Linked DNA regions of Homo sapiens: all the other regions are linked to region 2. A link is an interaction called in ENCODE POLR2A ChIA-PET data of the cell type or tissue named here. Cell type or tissue: MCF 10A. All regions are shown on one strand. Each heading gives the region's core, and the rest is flanking DNA. Links, peaks and the distances in the headings are about the cores only.

The links. ChIA-PET counts read pairs that join two places held together with the same protein. Peaks named below come from ENCODE experiments on the same cell type or tissue, not always from the same donor. Only the 100,000 strongest peaks of a DNase experiment are listed, where the experiment ranks them.
Region 1: POLR2A ChIA-PET joins it to region 2 with 5 read pairs; 4 of 35 experiments call an interaction of 5 or more read pairs at or near these places.
Region 3: POLR2A ChIA-PET joins it to region 2 with 5 read pairs; 5 of 35 experiments call an interaction of 5 or more read pairs at or near these places.

What each region holds. Positions count from the first base shown.
Region 1 is chr17:50,727,753-50,733,199 of GRCh38, forward strand. The region is part of intron 1 of LUC7L3 (LUC7 like 3 pre-mRNA splicing factor); the gene reads left to right. Among named protein-coding and RNA genes, the nearest start is that of LUC7L3, 11 kb to the left of the region's middle. In MCF 10A, for the core only: no CTCF peak of the experiment used is centred there; no DNase peak of the experiment used is centred there.
Region 2 is chr17:50,660,196-50,664,195 of GRCh38, forward strand. ABCC3 (ATP binding cassette subfamily C member 3) reads left to right here. Exons shown (of 31, transcript NM_003786.4): 8 at 728-919; 9 at 3,486-3,663; 10 at 3,755-3,916. Among named protein-coding and RNA genes, the nearest start is that of ABCC3, 27 kb to the left of the region's middle. RefSeq lists enhancers at 991-2,190, 1,853-2,834. In MCF 10A, for the core only: no CTCF peak of the experiment used is centred there; DNase peaks (open chromatin) are centred at 246, 576 and 1,826.
Region 3 is chr17:50,564,827-50,573,290 of GRCh38, forward strand. It overlaps CACNA1G (calcium voltage-gated channel subunit alpha1 G), which reads left to right. Exons shown (of 38, transcript NM_018896.5): 2 at 4,044-4,155; 3 at 4,339-4,472; 4 at 4,880-4,977; 5 at 7,052-7,211; 6 at 7,728-8,028; 7 at 8,195-8,287. Among named protein-coding and RNA genes, the nearest start is that of CACNA1G-AS1, 7.0 kb to the left of the region's middle. RefSeq lists an enhancer at 4,427-5,413. In MCF 10A, for the core only: no CTCF peak of the experiment used is centred there; no DNase peak of the experiment used is centred there.

The sequences.
Region 1 (5,447 bases), core at 1,448-5,447, 69 kb after region 2:
GTGTGTATGTTTTTGTTGGGTGGGGTAGTGTAGATAGGTAGGCAAGAACTTGGTTTTAAATAGTTTTTATAGGCCGGGCGTGGTGGCTCACGCCAGTAATCCCAATACTTTGGAAGGCAGAGATGGTGGATCACGAGGTCAGGAGATCGAGACCATCCTGGCTAACATGGTGAAACCCCATCTCTACTAAAAATACAAAAAAAAAAAAAAATTAGCTGGGCGTGGTGTGGTGGCAGGCGCCTGTAGCCCCAGCTACTCGAGAGGCTGAGACGGGAGAATGGCGTGAACCCGGGAGGCGGAGCTTGCAGTGAGCCGAGATCGCGCCACTGCACTCCAGCATGGGCGACAGAGCGAGATCTGTCTCAAAAAAAAAAAAAAAAAAGTTTTTATAAGCCTTGTTGAAAGTTTAGATTTTATTACATTGGGAAATAACTGAAGGCTTCTAAGCAGAAGAGAGATGTTTACTAACTGGCTGCTGTGGAAGATTGATTGAAATTTTACTAGAAGTTTGTGTAGGCAATAAATAGTGAATCATACCTGCAAAGGTATACGTAATAAAATTAAAGGCATGGAAATGAATGTGTGGTCGTGGTATAACTGAAACATAAAGCTATATGTTATCAGGGACATAATTTTTGTTATAAATTCTTTTATTAAAAATTATTTCTTTGGGGGTTTATCTTTAACACAGTGAATTGAACTCTTAGGTAAAAAAAAATATTTATAGACTGTCATAATCAGAATTAAACTATTAATATTGAGGCAGAAGTGACAAAAGACTACAGCGTGTAGGGTTGGTTTTTGTTTTTGTTTTTTTGGAGACAGAGTCTTGATCTGTTGTCTAGGCCGGAGTGCAGTGGCGCGATCTCAGCTCACTGCAAACCTCCGCTTCCCAGGTTCAAGCGATGCTCGTGCCTCAGTCTCCCGAGTAGCTGGAACTACAGGCGTGTGCCTCCATGCTTGGCTAATTTTTGTATTTTTAGTAGAGACGGCGTTTCGCCATTTTGGCCAGGCAGGTCTCAAACTCCTGGCTTCAAGTGATCTGCCTGCCTCGGCCTCCCAAAGTGCTAGGATTGCAGGTGTGAGCCACTGCAGCTGGCTTGTGTTCCTTTTTTTTAACCAATAAAATTTCCAGGTATTCCTGGATTTTAAATTAATATTTGTATGTGTATGGCATTTGAGGTATTCCAGTAATATGTCCTGTTTCAGAATACAGTAAGTCTGCATTTAACGTCGTTAATGGGTTCTTGGAAACTATGACTTCAGTTGAAATGACATATAACAAAAGTTTTACCATAGACTAGTTAATATAAAGAAGAGTTAGGTTTCTGTGGCACATTCTGGTTACAGAAACATAACTAAAAAGACCCAAAACATTTCTGATATCAAACATTGAGATAAATTTGAGGTATACATACATTTAAGAAAGATGAATAAAAGCGAGGTAATTACCCAGTTTTTGGTGAATCAGTGAGTGATGGCAATTTTAGTGGTGGTGAGTTAAGTCAAGGAATAAATGTTTACAACTTGAACATTGTCAGAAGCACCTCCTACCTCCATTCAGTTCCAACACAATAATAAAGATGGTAAACTCACCACTTTTGGACTATGCTGTTTATTTTCATGCATTTGTATGATTATCATATGCTTTACAGACTTTTATTTTACAATAATTTCATTGTAATATACAATATATTCATTCCTTTCCAGCCTCCTTATTCCAGTTCAGGGTGGTGGGTGGCCAGAGCTGATCCCGGCTGCCCAGGATGCAAGGCAGGAACTAACCCTGGACAAGATCCCCTCCCATCACAGGGCATACTCACACACCCACACTCACCCAGACTGGGACTTAGGCATGCCAGTTCACCTACCGTGCACAGCTTTGGGATGTGGAAGGAAACCAGAGTACTGGGAGAAAACCCATACAGACATGGGGAGAACTTGCAGACTCCTACACAGTTAGCCCCAGCTGGGAATAATTTTTTTTCCCCTCATCACATTATTCAAGGACTTACTGTATATAGTAATTAGGATTGGCTATTTAGATTTTTAAAATTTAAGTCCCTGTCAGTTTTACTGTTTCCAACATGAGTTGTGTTGCCAGTGTTTAGATAATCAGAAGTATATATTGAATATAAATACATTATATATATATATATATATATATATATATATATATATATATATATATATGTATGTATTTTGGGGGTGGGGAGGTGGGGACAGTGTCTGGCTCTGTTACCCAGGCTGGAGTGCAGTGGCACAATCTCAGCTCACTGCAGCTTCCACCTCCTGGGCTCTAGCAGTCCTCCCACTGCTTGAGCAGGCTCCTCCCATTCCAGCCTCCTGAGTAGCTGGGACTATAGGCCCGCACCACCCCTGGCTAATTTTTTTGTATTGGTGGAGATGGGGTCTTGCCACGTTGCCCGGGCTGGTCTCGAACTCCTGAGCTTAAGCCATCTGCCTGCCTCAGCCTCCCAAAGTGCTGAGATTACAGGCGTGAGCCACCACTTCCAGTCTATTATCTTTATGATAAGCAGTTTAACGAAAATAGTGCAGACAGGCCAGGAGTTCGAGATCAACCATGGTAAAACCCCATCTCTACTAAAAATACAAAAATTAGCCAGGCATGGTGGCAGTTGCCCATAATCCCAGCTTGGGAGGCTGAGGCACGAGAATTGCTTGAGCCTGGGAGGTAGAGGTAGTGAGCCAAGATCGAACCACTGCACTCCAGCCTGGGCGACAGTAAGACTCTGTCTCCAAAAAAAAAAAAAAAAAAAAAAAAAGACCTAAAAATAGTGCAGACAGCATTGAAAATATTTGATTAGCTCAAAGGAGAATTGTATTGCTTAGTGTTGGATCTAAGTAGATATAGAAAGACAAAAATCATTAAGATGTCCTTAATGGGCCTGGTGCTGTGGCTCATGCCTGTAATCCCAGCACTTTGGGAGGCTGAGGTGGGCGGATCATTTGAGGTCAGAAGTTTGAGACCAGCCTGGCCAACATGGCTTAACCCCCATCTACTAAAAATAGAAAAATTAGCCAGGCATTGTGGTATGCTCCTGTAATCCCAGCTCCTTGGGAGGCTGAGGCAGGAGAATCACTTGAACCTGGGAGGTAGAGGTTGCATTGAGCCAAGATCGTGACACTGCACTCCAGCCTGGGCAACAGAGTGAGGCTCTGTCTCAAAAAAATAAAAATAAAAACTGTTGATGAGATTGAACACTTGTCACTAGTGTTGCCTTAAATTTATTAAGAGGATAAGTTATGATTATGTAGGTATTTAGAGAGTTTGCATGGGTATTAATCTGTAATAAGCATTTATATCTTTTGGGGATTACTATTAAATGAAGACTGCTGGTATTCCAAAACTTGAGCAGTTCTCATGATTATATCCAAAAGTAAGAAACGAATTCTCTGGGTTTATTCTTTTTTTGAGACAGTCTCTCTCTGTCATCCAGGCTGGAGTATAGTGGTGCGATCTCAGCTAACTGCAACCTCTCCCTCCCGGGTTCAAGCGATTCTCCCACCTCAGCCTCCCAAGTAGCTGGGATTACAGGCACTTGCCATTATGCCTGGCCAGTTTTTGTATTTTTGTAGAGACAGGGTTTCACCATGTTGGCCAGGCTGGTCTTGAACTCCTGACCTCAGGTGATCCGCCTGCCTCCGCCTCCCAAAGTGCTGGGATTACAGGTGTGAGCCACCACACCTGGCCTCTCTGGGTTTGTTCTTATTATCATTATTGATGACTTTATTTGAAGAACCCAAATATGTTCTTCCCATTTTTTCGGATCACTTGTTAATATTTTTAGTTAAAATCATTCTCTGGGGAGAGTTAAAAGAAGCAGTCCAGGTAGCTGGTTTATTGTGTAGAGTAACAGATAATTCTGATGTACCATTAAATGGTAAAGCAGGAGAGTTGGAGTGGAAGGAACACTCAGAACTGGATTGGGGAAATGGAATCTAGTCTGGATTCTGTAGATATAGCTGGATGCTGTCAGGGCAGGTCATGTGGTCTCTGATGGGGTGATTGGACTAGATTAGGTAGCTTCTGGTTAGCCCACAGACAGGCATGTGTTATTTGGTTTACACAGTGCCTAAAAACATTTAAAATAATAATGTGCAGCGGACAGGTCTACGGAAACCTACCCCCAGAGTCTGAAGAAGCTGAGAGGCCAAAGAAAGAGGCTGACAAATCCAGTGTCTTGGAAACATGTAATAGGGACCTACGAACAGAAGCCAGGTCTGTGTCTTGGGCAGCTGCTGGCGTCAAGACAAGATGTCATATCCCCAGACCCAGGGCTTATATGCCATAGGGAAAGGGTATCTGTGCTTCAGAAGGCATGTGTAGGATAATTACTTATGGGCAGGATTTATGTTAAGTACAAAATCATCGAAATTGTTTTGACCTAAGGGCAGGATTTACAGTAAGTACATGTTCTTAACACAAGGAACAGTAGATAAAGTAGAAATCTTAGGGGCATTCCTGGAATTGGAGTTAATCGGAAGTCAGCCTGGCACTTTAACACCCAAGATGGAGTTGCTTTCGCTTTTACATACAGGCTAACACCTTTTTCTTCCAATTTAGCAAATGTACACAGTTTAATCTTTACAATCCCACTATAAGAAATTTATTACCTCCTTATTTATTTGAGTCTTGCCCTTTTCACCCAGGCTGAAGTGCAGTGGCATGATCACCACTCACTGCAGCCTCAACCTCCTGGGCTCCAACGACCCTTCCACCCTAGCCACCCAAGTAGCTGGGACTACAGGTGTGTGACACCATACCTGGCTAATTTTTTTCATTCTTTTTTTTTTTTTTTTTTAGAGACAAGGTCTTACTATGTTGCCCAGGCTAGGCTCAAATGATCCTCCTGCTTTGGCCTCCCAAAATGCTGGGATTACAGGCATAAGCCACTGGGCCCAGCCTATCTCCTTTTTTAATACTATGAAGAAACCAAGGCAGAATTACGACCTCTGGTTCTTTTTCTTTTTTTCTTTTTTAGACAGGTTGCGTTCTGTCACCCTAGCTGGAGTGCAGCGGTGTGATCACAGCACACTGCCACCTCCACCTTTGAGGCTCAAGCAGTCCTCCCATCTCAACCTCCCAAAGTGCTGGGATTACAGGCATGAGCCCCGCCAGGTACCCCTGGTTCTTTAGCAGATAAGCAACGGCGAAGATTCATTGTGCTGTGTTGCAGTGTACCAATTTCACATGCTTGAGAGTCAGGAGGGACTGTAGAGATGTGTTTATTCGTTTTTTTGTTTTTTAATGGTGAACCTTTCTGAGGATCATAGACGTTGTGTCTTACCTACCTTAAACTTACGAAACACTTAAATTGGTCATGAGGCTGTTAGAAGTCCTATTGAAAACAATAAAATTAATCTTTAGATAGAATAATCTCCAAAACCCTAGAATATATTACTGTAAAAATGGGAAATAGAAA
Region 2 (4,000 bases), core at 1-4,000:
TGTCTGGAGGCGGCGGCTGAATGAGATGATCTTCCCCTGAGGGGTCTTCCCACTGTCAGCCTCTTATCAAGGACCACAAACCTGTCTCTGGCCAACTGCCTCACCAAGAGAGCTGACGCTGAGCATCATCTTTCTCCACCCAATTCTGACCCCAGGATTGAACCCTCCCTCCTCCCATCCACAATCCAGGCCTAGGAGTTCAATGTTTGCTCAGCCCGGAGCTTCCGGTTGTCACCAGCTGTTGGAGGAGCCTGGGGCTGGGCATGGTTAGCAGTATCCTGGCTTTCATGGCTTGGAGCCTCCACGAAGACCTATGGGCCCCCAGTCTGCCTGCTGCACCCCCTCTCAGTCCCTCCATGCCACTCCACCCCCTCCCTGTTCAGCTGCCCGGTGGCTGTACCAACAGCCATCCTTGATCTTATCTACCTTCCCTCTTGGCGTCCTCCCTGGAGCCAGCACTGGGGAGGCGGGGAGAGGGCCAGACTGGGGGGATAGCTGGGTTTTAGAGTCCTTGTGGTAGCAGTCTGGCCACCCCTTCAGATGCCCTCTGGCAGCTGAGGACAGAGTCGCTTGTGCAATTCTTATGCTGTCTGTTCCCCTCCCAGCTCTGAGAGCCAAGAAAACAGCTCCTTCCTCCTCCTCACTCCTAGCCAGCCCAGCCTAGCCCTTGGCTTCCTGGAGCCCCTGTCCCCATTCCTAACCCACTGCTCCTTCCTCCCTGGACCAGACACAAGGCTTCAGCAGCACCTGGGAAAAATGCCTCCGGCGAGGACGAGGTGCTGCTGGGTGCCCGGCCCAGGCCCCGGAAGCCCTCCTTCCTGAAGGCCCTGCTGGCCACCTTCGGCTCCAGCTTCCTCATCAGTGCCTGCTTCAAGCTTATCCAGGACCTGCTCTCCTTCATCAATCCACAGCTGCTCAGGTCTCTCCACACTCCGGCTCACTATAGCCCTGCCCTGGGCAGCAGGGCTGGCTGGCTAGCCCAGAGGAAGGAACAACGTACAGTGAAAAGAACCCCAGACCAGGAACCAGGGAGGCTAGCTCCACTTTCTGTGTGACCTTTGGCAAGTGGCATTGCCTGACTTGTTTCCTCACTCACATTCAACTTAGAATTGCTGTGCATATACTATGTGCCGGGCACCGTGGTGTGTACGTTAACAAGCATTGGGTCTTTAAATCTTCCCAACAATCCTATGCGGAATTGCCCCATTCCCATGTCACAGATGAGAAAGCAGGAACTCAGAGAGGTGAAGTGACTTGGCCAAGGGCACACAGCAAAGAAGGAATCAGGTCTGAGTCCAGGACTCTGAGCTCCGACTGAGGTGCTCTGTCCCCACCATCAGGCTCTAACATCTGTCTCAGGAATGGCTTGGACTAGAACGAGCTCTCAAATGAGAGGGTGGGAAGGAGAGCTGCCTAGTAGCTAAGTCCCCACCTCCTTGCCCCTCCGTGCATGCATTAATTTGTTCAGCAAACATTTATTGAACCTCCAGGGTACCAGAATGGTGCTCGATACTAGGGATACAGAGTTCAATAAGACAGGGTCTTGATGTCTTATGGGAGAAACCAGCGTGTAAATCAATTAGAATTCAGTGGGGGCAGAAGTGTTCTCGGGTGTCTGGAAAACCCCGGGAGGGGCAAAGAAGCCAGCCTGGGATGCAGCAGGAAGCACCCACTGGCTTGGGAGGTCAACGAATTTGGAGAGACAAGTAGGTGAAGAAACAGGGGAAAGTTCAGCCTCAGCTTAGTCACAAAGCCCTGAAACAGCATGACTCAGGTGTTTCTGAGTGGCAGAGGAAATGGCAACGAGAGGGAGGGGCAGGAAAACAGAGAGAGGGAGAGCTAAGGATATCCTTGAAAGATCTGAGCCAGGGAGGGGCATCTGGCTTCAAGGATCTCCTGCCAGGAGTGTGGGGGATGTAGGGCAGGGTGGCTGGATGGAAGTGGGCCAACCCGGTCAGATGGAGTCCAGGCCAGGAATGAGACAAGTATTCAGGAGCAATTTGGGAGATGGGCGTGTGCGCCAGAGAGACAGAGGAGTGCCAGGCAACCTGGGTGCTGGCCTGGGTAACTGGAGGACGATGGATCTTTTGCTGAGCTGATGGGCTCGGTGGGAGGAGGAGGCTGGGTGGGGGGCAAGGTGGTGGATGGAGTCTGGTCATGTGGGGCCAGTGGTGCTGGTGGGTCCTCCAAGGGGAGATTCCCAGCTAGCTGGAAGTCAAACTCTCGAGCCCAAGAGTTTGAGACCAGCCTGAGCAACATAGCAAGACCCTGTCTCTACAAAAAAGTTAAGATATTAGCCAGGCCTGGTGGCATACGCCTAGAGTCCTAGCTACTCAAGAGGCTGAGGTGGGAAGACTGCCTGAGCCTGAGAGGTTGAGGCTGCCGTGAGCTGTGATGGCACCACCGCACTCCAGTCTAGGTGACAGAGAGAGACCCTGTCTCAAAAAAAAAAAAAAAAAAAAAGAGAGAGAGAGACACCAGTCACTGGGCTGGGGCCACTGGGGCCCACCCTACTCCAATATGACCTCACCAAATGAGGCCACGTTCACAGGTACCAGGTGTTGGGAGCTGAACATATCTTTCTGGGAGACACAACTTAAGCTATCACAGAAGGGGAGGCCTGGCTATGATTATGGCTGGAGGGCTCCATGTAGTCGAGAGGAGAGTGTCCCAACAATGAAGAGACTCGGTCATGTCAATAGGTGAAGGTGTAGAGCTTCCAGCAGAGGTGGCCAGGGTGAAGCTCAGCGGCAAAGGGGGCAACAGCGCAGCAAGTTCCTGAGGAGGCAGAGGAAGGCCAGGGCTCGGGGGCAGGGGCAGCCTCCGACAGCCTGAGCACCAGAAAAAGGAGGACAAGCCACTGGAGGGCAGTTTGTGAGTGGCAAGGAGTTTGTGGGTGGCAGGGAGTTCTCAATGGGTGGCTAAGCAAGAAGGCAGGTAGCTGCTGAGAGGGGTGGGGGGCTGGGATGGGCCTGAAGGGAAGAGAAGAGAGGTGAAGAAGGCCCCAAGAGCGGGGGCGGATTAGGGACCTAGAGAAGGTTGCTAGGCAGTGCTGGGGGCCACTGAGTTTGGAAAGGTGGATTTGAGCGGCAAGAGTCTTTGTGGTCATGTGGCGGAATCTAGAGCCCCCAGCAGCCTAGGAGAAGGAGCAGGGAAGTCCAGTCAATGGAAACGTGGCATTTCTTCCCGCCATATGTCAGGAGGTAAGAAGGCAGGCAGGTGAGGCTGGTGGTGAGAGCGTCATCGATAGGGCGTGCAGCAGGGTCCATGGTGGATAGAGAACGAGGTGAAGGCAGAGTGGAGCCAGGAGGTCGTGGTCTTGAGGCAGTACTGGGTTGACCCTCCCTGGCCCAAGAGGTTGGAGGGGGTGGAGGTTTCAGAGGCCAGGGGTGCAGTGGAGACTGCGGGTAAAAGCAAAGGGCAGCAGAGGAGGGAGCAGCCATGGGGGCAGCACTGCCCACCTCACTCCTCTCTCCTCCCCACAGCATCCTGATCAGGTTTATCTCCAACCCCATGGCCCCCTCCTGGTGGGGCTTCCTGGTGGCTGGGCTGATGTTCCTGTGCTCCATGATGCAGTCGCTGATCTTACAACACTATTACCACTACATCTTTGTGACTGGGGTGAAGTTTCGTACTGGGATCATGGGTGTCATCTACAGGAAGGTCAGCTGGAGCAGGGCCCAGGGGAAAGGCTGGCCCTGGGCAGCTTGCAAGAGGCTCGCAGCCAAGTCCACCCACTACTGTCTACCTGCAGGCTCTGGTTATCACCAACTCAGTCAAACGTGCGTCCACTGTGGGGGAAATTGTCAACCTCATGTCAGTGGATGCCCAGCGCTTCATGGACCTTGCCCCCTTCCTCAATCTGCTGTGGTCAGCACCCCTGCAGATCATCCTGGCGATCTACTTCCTCTGGCAGGTGACTCTCCAACCCTGACCTCTGCCTCCTTCCTCTGACATGCTGCAGAAGTGGCAAGAGAGGATTATTCTGGAACTGGGAGCA
Region 3 (8,464 bases), core at 2,056-6,055, 93 kb before region 2:
GGCTGGGGCTGGAGAATTGAATGGGATTGAGGGGGGGCCAGATCACCCCTTGGCATGCTTTCTGCCCCAGGCCCACTTTCCTTCTGGGTCACACACACATTCCTTCCCACCCGCTCTGCTCCACCGCTCTGCTGGGGGACTCCCCATCACCCGTAGTGCCAGTTGGAGCCATTCCTGGGATTACCCCCACCACACAGCCCCCCCCACCCTCGCCTGCTCCCGCCCAGCACTCACCCCGCCCTGCCTGCCTCAGCCAGGATGGCGACAGACACAACTGCTCACACGCAGACATGCGCACGCGCGCGCACACACACACGCGCACACACACACACAGAGTCACAGACGTTTGAATCAGATTTCTGGCCTATTTCCCCTTCCAAAGATTCCAGCGGGCCGTCTCTCTTGTGTCTCTGTGTCTCATGTCTCTGTCTCTGGGTGGAGCCGGCTGCCTTTCTGTGAGCTTCAGTTTTCAATTCAGCTGGAAGCCTCTCTCCCCCTACACCCACGCACTGAAGCGTGGTGAGGGGGGAACCACAGGGAAATAGGCTTGTGGGGTGGGGCGGGGGGTTCTGCTGGGGGAATCCCCCTTTGAGCTTTGGAGCAGGGCGGAGCCCCTACATCCCATGTTACCCTAGGGGTTGCCGAATCCGATAGACACCAGGAGCCTCTCTGTGGGATGGGTGAGGCAAGGACCTATCCCCCTACCTCCTCATTTACTAGAAGGCCAGGACTCCTGGGTCCAGGCCCATTTTCTCCTCAACGTTCCTTAGTCTCACATTTCCAGGCTCCTAGGTGGGAATGGGGCCGCTGGAGGGCCTGCTTGCCTTCTCAGCCCATGCCCAGAGCCCCTGTGCCCCTAGAGGTGTCCCAGCCACCCCCCTCCTCTCCCTACTTTCCTCACCCTTGCGGCTGCCAGGCTAAGCAAGGGCTCTATCTAGATAAAGCCCCACACAGAGGACTCATTTGTGGAGATAACATGCTCTAGTTCTCTCTCCCAGGAGGGAGGAAAGGAGGAGGGATGGAAGTGGGGTTCCTCTCTCTGCCGTTTCCTTTTTCTCTGCTTTTGATGGTGGGTTGTGGGGAGAAGAAAGATCCTCCCCTCTCCTACCCCCTCTTTGGGATCCACTCCAGCCCGGACAGTCACCATAGCAACAGTAGACATGTGACTGCACAGGTCTCTCATAGTCACTATGGCAACCAGTGTCCCCCGTTCCCTTGGTTACCATGGGGATCTGTCACATGGTTTTCCCCCAACCTGATAACCTGTGGGTCTCCCTGATTCTCCTCCCCTGCATAAGGACAAGACAACAGCCTCAGTCAGGGGAGATCATGTGAGAGGGGTCTTTTTAATTACCATGACAACAAATCCACACCACCTGGTGACACATCCTCCTGTCGTTATGGCAACAGAAGAACATCACACAGTGACATACTGCCATGTTCCCAAGGAAACAAGCCCTACTCTGAGAAGGGTGAAAGACCCCCCCCCCATCAATTATTCCTCTATTCAGAGTGTCCCAAATTGTCGTGTGCCTTGGTCTCTTCCCTGTCCGTTTATGCTTACGTGTCGTGGAAGGAGAGCTGTACAGGGTGGGCAGGATGTTACTTGGAAGTAGGCTGAATTGCCAAGGGACCCTTAAGAAGGGGCTGACATGATCAAGAGCTGTGCATGAGGTTATTCGGGGGCAGGCTTTGCCTGTAAGAGGCCTCCAGTCTGAGCCTGGGTAAGGTGGGGACAGAAAGAGGGGCAACTCCTCTGTGAGGTCACTTCTGTACCTTCCCCCAGTTATAAGCAGTTCACCTCTGTCAAGGGAAACAAGGCAGGAAGACCTGAATGGGGACACACATCTGGCTTCTAGGCAGGGAGACTTATTGATTGGTTGATTCGTTCATTCATTCATTCAGTCTTCCCAGGTATTGATCATCTGCTCCGTGCCAGGCACTACAGCAAGCTCCGTAGGGGATCTAAAGACGTATCAGAATGCCCCTGCCTGTCAGGAGCCCCAGCTCAGCAGGGGAGGTCGACAAGTGCACAGATTACTAACACGGTGGAACTCTGCCATTAGAGGGGTCCAAGCAGATGTCCTGGGAGCCCCTCTTCCTCAGAGATCTACTGCCTCCACACAGAGACATTCACTCACTGGGGCTCCTTCCAGACCCCCCTTTCCCTGCAGAGGAGAGGAGGGGACCTGCATGGGGAAAGCAGACCAGTTCTTGAGGGTAACTGTGTCTTTCCCTTTCCAAATGATGGCTCCCTTCCTGTCCCCCTTTTTCCAGGGTGACCCCTGGCTGACCCCCATTCTGGGGAGAGATCCACTGCACTCCGGCTCTACTCAGAAAAACAATTCCGTGGAAACAGAGCACTTTTTATTTCCTCCCTGTCATCTGCCTACCCCCAAAAACCTAGAACTTTTTTCTTAAACCCTCTTATTCTTGTGAGGGGGTGGGGGTTAGGGAAACTGCAGTGCATTAGGACTCTCGGGGTACCACGGACAGGTGGCGAGCAGGCATGTGAGTCTAGGGGAGAAGGGCCTGGGTGGTGGAGAAGAGACAGGGGAGGGCTGTCAGGGGTTTGAGGGATTCATGGGCTATGGGGGAGGGCATGTGGCTTGGGAGTCAGAACAGAGATGGGCTATGGCTGGGACCAGCTGGGAGGAAGGTCCATAGGTTCCTGAACATTCCTGCTGGCCTCTTCATGCCTGGCCAAAGCCTTCTCATTCCAGAAGCAAGATTCCACCTGCTCTGGGCCCTACAGAGTCTGGCTTGGTGGGTCATGCCAGGAGCTGCCACAATACCTCCCCCATCCCCATTCCCCAGGGGGTCTCTGGTCTCCTTTCCCCAATCTCCTGCTCTCTGATCTTTTCTAGCCTCTTTACTCTTCCCCACCCTTCTCATATTTTCCTTAAAGAAAATAGGATACTTGGTCATTTAACCGTGAGTCCAGTGCCTGGAACCTTCTAAGGTCCGGAGGCCGTTTTGTACATTCTCCTGCTGATGGGCTGGAAATGAGTCACCCCATAGAATCCACTGTATGGAAAGACCCAGGGTTTAGAAAGAACCCCTCTCTCCTGCTTGCTGTTTTGGCTGGTCTGGGCTGGAAGCCACAAGCAGGTGTGATGGCGGCAATGGCCTCTTGGGGGAGGGGGTAGACATTGTCCACTCTGCACGGCTTGGGAGCTATGCCCAGCATGGTGCCTGACACATAATGGGTCCTCAATATTTAAATGTGTGAATATGCCTAGTGGTCATTTGAGGGTGTTGAGAGGTTGGGAGGCTGGTGGTGGAAGAGGGAGCCCCGGGCTCTGGTGCTGTAGCAGCGGGGACTGCAGCTGTGGACGTCTGCCTTACACCTAGTGCCAGGGCGGTCATGACAGGCAGTTCTGCCTGCCTGAGCAGCTATGGTGTGCAGAGGAAACTATCATAGATCAGGAGCTTGGAAACCACCGTCTCATCCTGCCTTCTCGGGTGACCTTCAGCACATGACTTCGGCATTTCTGGGCCTCAACTTCCTCGAGTTCTGGGGAAGAAAATGATCTACCCCAGATATTTCACAGGGCTGTTGTGAGCATCAACTGTGGCATTGTGTGAAAGTGCTTGGTAAACTGTAAGGCAGGCATAATCCGACTTTAGGTTTGTATAACACATTCACATACAGTATCTCATTTGCTTCTCACATCTACCCTGTGAGGTAGGGAGAATAGGATTCAGATTCTGCAGCAAACTCATGGTGTCTGGCATTTCCACAGGCATGATCGATTTATTCCCCAAATGGCTTGTGCAAATAGTCAGGGTATTTGTGGCTTGTCTTCCTTTACAGATGAGGAAGCTGGGTCCAGAGAGGTGAGATGACCAAGGTGGGACTCCCCTTCTCTGATGAGGAGTCTGGGGCTGGGGGCTGGTCTGCGTGTATGTCAGGGCCCTGGCACCACACCTGCTTAGCCTCAGATGGAGCCAGGAGGTAAACGAGGAGGAGGTGTTAGGGCGGGGTCGGGGGGCCGGCCTCAGCTCCAGCCTTGGCCAGCTGTTTCCTTGACTGCCAGTACCTGGTTTGAGCGCATCAGCATGTTGGTCATCCTTCTCAACTGCGTGACCCTGGGCATGTTCCGGCCATGCGAGGACATCGCCTGTGACTCCCAGCGCTGCCGGATCCTGCAGGTGAGTGTGTGTGTGTGTGTGTGTGTGTGTGTGTTGTGTGTGTTGGGGGTTGGCCCCTCTTAATCTTAATACCCTCTACTCCTCTGCAAGAGGCCCTGACCCAACTGGTGGGGACTAGGGTGGGACTAGAGGGTATTCCCTCACCCACGTCTCAGTTTCAGCCACCTCTTGTCCCCACATCAGGCCTTTGATGACTTCATCTTTGCCTTCTTTGCCGTGGAGATGGTGGTGAAGATGGTGGCCTTGGGCATCTTTGGGAAAAAGTGTTACCTGGGAGACACTTGGAACCGGCTTGACTTTTTCATCGTCATCGCAGGGTGAGGACCTGGGCTGGGGTGGGAGAGCAATGGATCAGATCGGTCCCTTCCCCGGGGCCAGGGTTCTGGGCCTGTGACCTCTCAGCTCCAGCCCAGTTACAGCACCACTTTCTCCCTGGCTATCTCCTGAGGGTCTGAGGCTGCCCTGCCTCTAGCACTGTAGCCTATATTCTAAATTCCAAGGCCCTATTCCTAATTCTGCCCCCTTCTCTGATGGGCAATCTGTCCTTGTCTCGGGGTAGCCTTGCCCCCCAGACAGAGAGCCGGATCTTCAGGGTCCCTTGGTGAAGAAGAAGAAGGAGTCAGAGGTCATCCTGCTGCCCCTAAAGCAGGATTCCTCATTGACCTCTTTTGACCCCACTGTGGCCTCAGACTCAAAGGGCCTCCCTTTGGGCCCCTCCCTGCAGGATGCTGGAGTACTCGCTGGACCTGCAGAACGTCAGCTTCTCAGCTGTCAGGACAGTCCGTGTGCTGCGACCGCTCAGGGCCATTAACCGGGTGCCCAGTGAGTGACCCCTCAGCCCTCAGCCCCTGAAGAGAGCCCCAGGAGGAAATGTGGAACTCTCAGACCCCACCTCTACTACTGTGTCCTCACCTGACCCCTCACAGGCCCCGTCAGAGAAGGGCTCAGTGGGGAGCTGGGATTGCTGGAACAAAATGGAACTCCTGAATGTGGCACTATGGGAGTTACCTGGGAAAACCCCACCTCATTTTAGCCTGGCTTTAGGTCAGAGTCTCAGAAACATCTCAGATGACCCTCTTCCTTCAGCTAGATGACCACTCCCCCCAGGAGGATAGGGGTGTGGGGACTGGAGAGGCTGACAGGCAAGGAGTGGACGCAAAGTGCTAATGGCCTTTTCTAGCCAGAACAGCCTCTCATGCAATCTGGTTCTTGCTGGTGAGACACGCTGGCCACGCTGAACGTGACTTCTCTCAAGACAAGGCCACTCCATGTCTCACCCTCCGCCTCTGTCCCCTTCCTCCTTCCCGCCCCCTTCCAACCCATTGCAGTAACTGCCGGGCCCATTATCTAAATTAAACTGCATTGGTTTCTGGAGCCAGCGAGGCTTTGGCAGCTCTAGTTCTCCCTACATACTGCCCCCTCCCTTTGCTCAGGCCCCCTTTGCAACTCCCCAACCTACACAAGCTGCAGATGGTCCCTGCTGTGGTCCTAGGAGTGGGGTGGTTGGCGAGGAATGCATGTTTCTGGGGCTCAGTGCCTGTTTGTGTACCTGATGTAGCAGCAGCCCCCTGCGCTCTGTGTGTGTGTGTGTGTGTGTGTGTGTGTGTGATGTTGCTGCTGCCCCTGGGAGGGCAGAGCTGTTGAATGTGTCCTCTGGGGCTCGGGGTGTGTTGGTGTTAACAGGAGCTCCAGAAGAGGGGCATGCCTCGCCTCCTCTCCCGCCCCAGGTGATGGCTGGCAGATTTATAGGCCTCTGTCTAACCACCGGTGTAATTCCCTTAATGCAAACCCTGAGGAATTGATCTCAGTTGGAGCACAGAGAAGCTGAAGGGGGATGGGGTAGGAGGAGGGGGAGGGAGACTGAGTGAGAAAACTGGGCTGGCAGGGGCGAGGCTGGGCGCTGCAGTCACCAAGAGGGTTAATTAGCTGCTGCTTAGCAGCTTTTGCCCTGGAGGGGCCAGGGGGCCATAGATGGCACTTTGGGGGTGAAGCCAGCCATTAGAGATCTGTCTGCTTGACGAGGGCTTGGCGGACTGGGGGCTGGTTCAGACCATTTGGGCCGGTTGGGTTCTAGACCTGGAGTACGGAGAGAGGGAAGTAACCCTAACAGGGCTTTTGAGGAGGGGGTTTCAGTGGCTTTCCCTATGGAGGGGGTTGTAAATTGATGGACTTCTGAGAAGACAGTATTGTATCTCTTCAGGTCCTGATTTGGGGATCTGGACCAAGCAGGGAATAGTTTCAGGGAAGCAGGGCTCAGAGCCATAGTGAAGCACAGGGCATCTTGGCCCCTGCCTAGGAGCTGGCTCTCAAAATGAGATTCCTGCCTGCTGTCATTCCTCCTGGAGTTCGCTGCCTCAGTTTCCCTAATGACTCTGGTGGTGATAACTTAGAAAGGTCAAGTGACTGTGCCTGTTGAGAGAAGGAAGTAGGTAGGGAGTGTGCGTGTGAATGTGTGCGGGTGTGGGTGTGTGTTGGAGAGGGATTCGGAAGCCAAAGCCTGGGTTCGAGTTCCGGCACCTACACTTAGCAGCTGTGTGATACTGGGTGAGTCAAGTCATTTCTCCAAGCCTCAGACTTCTCATCTGTGAATTGGGAGTGATATTATCCACATGTGATGATGTTGGGAGAGTTAGGAGGGGCCACAGTTTCCCCAGCTCACTGTTGGTGGTACTGTGCAGATTACCGTGGGCAAGCCACAAGGGGAAGTGGGTCGGGGCAAGGGGCTGCAGAGGCTATCTGGGGAGTCAGAGGTGTCTGTTGGTCTCCCCTCCAGCTTGAGCCGGGCCGTCTCAGCCTCAGAGTCCCTGGTGGGGCCCCTCCGGGAGTGCTGCCGGGCCGTGGCAGTCAGCCTAGCCCGGCCAGCCTGGTGTCCCCAGCGTGGCTTCTGCCCCCACAGGCATGCGCATCCTTGTCACGTTGCTGCTGGATACGCTGCCCATGCTGGGCAACGTCCTGCTGCTCTGCTTCTTCGTCTTCTTCATCTTCGGCATCGTCGGCGTCCAGCTGTGGGCAGGGCTGCTTCGGAACCGATGCTTCCTACCTGAGAATTTCAGCCTGTGAGTGGTGGACAGGGTCCAGGGAGGACCTGGGAGTGGTTATGGGGCTGGGCACCCCCCCAAGTTCCTCACTTCCGGTTGCTACTGACATATCTGTTCTAACATCTGAGACATATCTGGTTCTCAAACTTGGCTACCCATTGGAACCACCTGGGGAGTTTTAAAAAGTACTGATGCCTGGGTGCCACCTCCAGAGATTCTGATTTCATTGCTCTGGGGCTCAGCTTGGATGTAAGGATTTTTTCAACCCCTCCAGTGATCCTAACTTGCAGTGAAATTTGAAAATCACTATTCCAGGATGTGACCTTCCAACATCCTGAGTCTGGAGTTTCCCCACTCAGGCCTCATGCTCCTGGTGCCCACAAATCCCTGCCCTGCCCAGTCCCTTCCCCATTCTTGGTTCTGCCCTGCTCACCCTATATGCCTCGAGCACTCGTGCCATCTCTCCCTTCCTGGGCCCTCTCCCTGGAGAGCCCACTCCCCAGTCTCACCCCTGTTCCCCTTCCCATCCTGCAGCCCCCTGAGCGTGGACCTGGAGCGCTATTACCAGACAGAGAACGAGGATGAGAGCCCCTTCATCTGCTCCCAGCCACGCGAGAACGGCATGCGGTCCTGCAGAAGCGTGCCCACGCTGCGCGGGGACGGGGGCGGTGGCCCACCTTGCGGTCTGGACTATGAGGCCTACAACAGCTCCAGCAACACCACCTGTGTCAACTGGAACCAGTACTACACCAACTGCTCAGCGGGGGAGCACAACCCCTTCAAGGGCGCCATCAACTTTGACAACATTGGCTATGCCTGGATCGCCATCTTCCAGGTGGGGCAGCCTGGGCCCCGGGAGCTTCCCCAGAACACCAGCCCCAGGACACAGCCCAGGATCGGAGTGGTCGCTCTCAGGGTTGGGGTGGGGGTCAAGGCCTCTGGAGGAGACTGAAGGAGGATTTGGTGGGCCCATAGTCAGCCTGCCCCTCTGCACCCCCTAGGTCATCACGCTGGAGGGCTGGGTCGACATCATGTACTTTGTGATGGATGCTCATTCCTTCTACAATTTCATCTACTTCATCCTCCTCATCATCGTGAGTGACTCCTCAGATCCCCGTGGGGATGGGCGATCCTGGGGACACCTGTGGGGGCAGTCCAGAGAGGGGATAGTTTGCTCTGTCTGAAGTTTTTAGCTCTCAGGACAAGTCCTGTAGAGAGGGCATCCATCATATAGTAGGAGGGACACCAGATGCAGAGTCAGGAGGAAATCC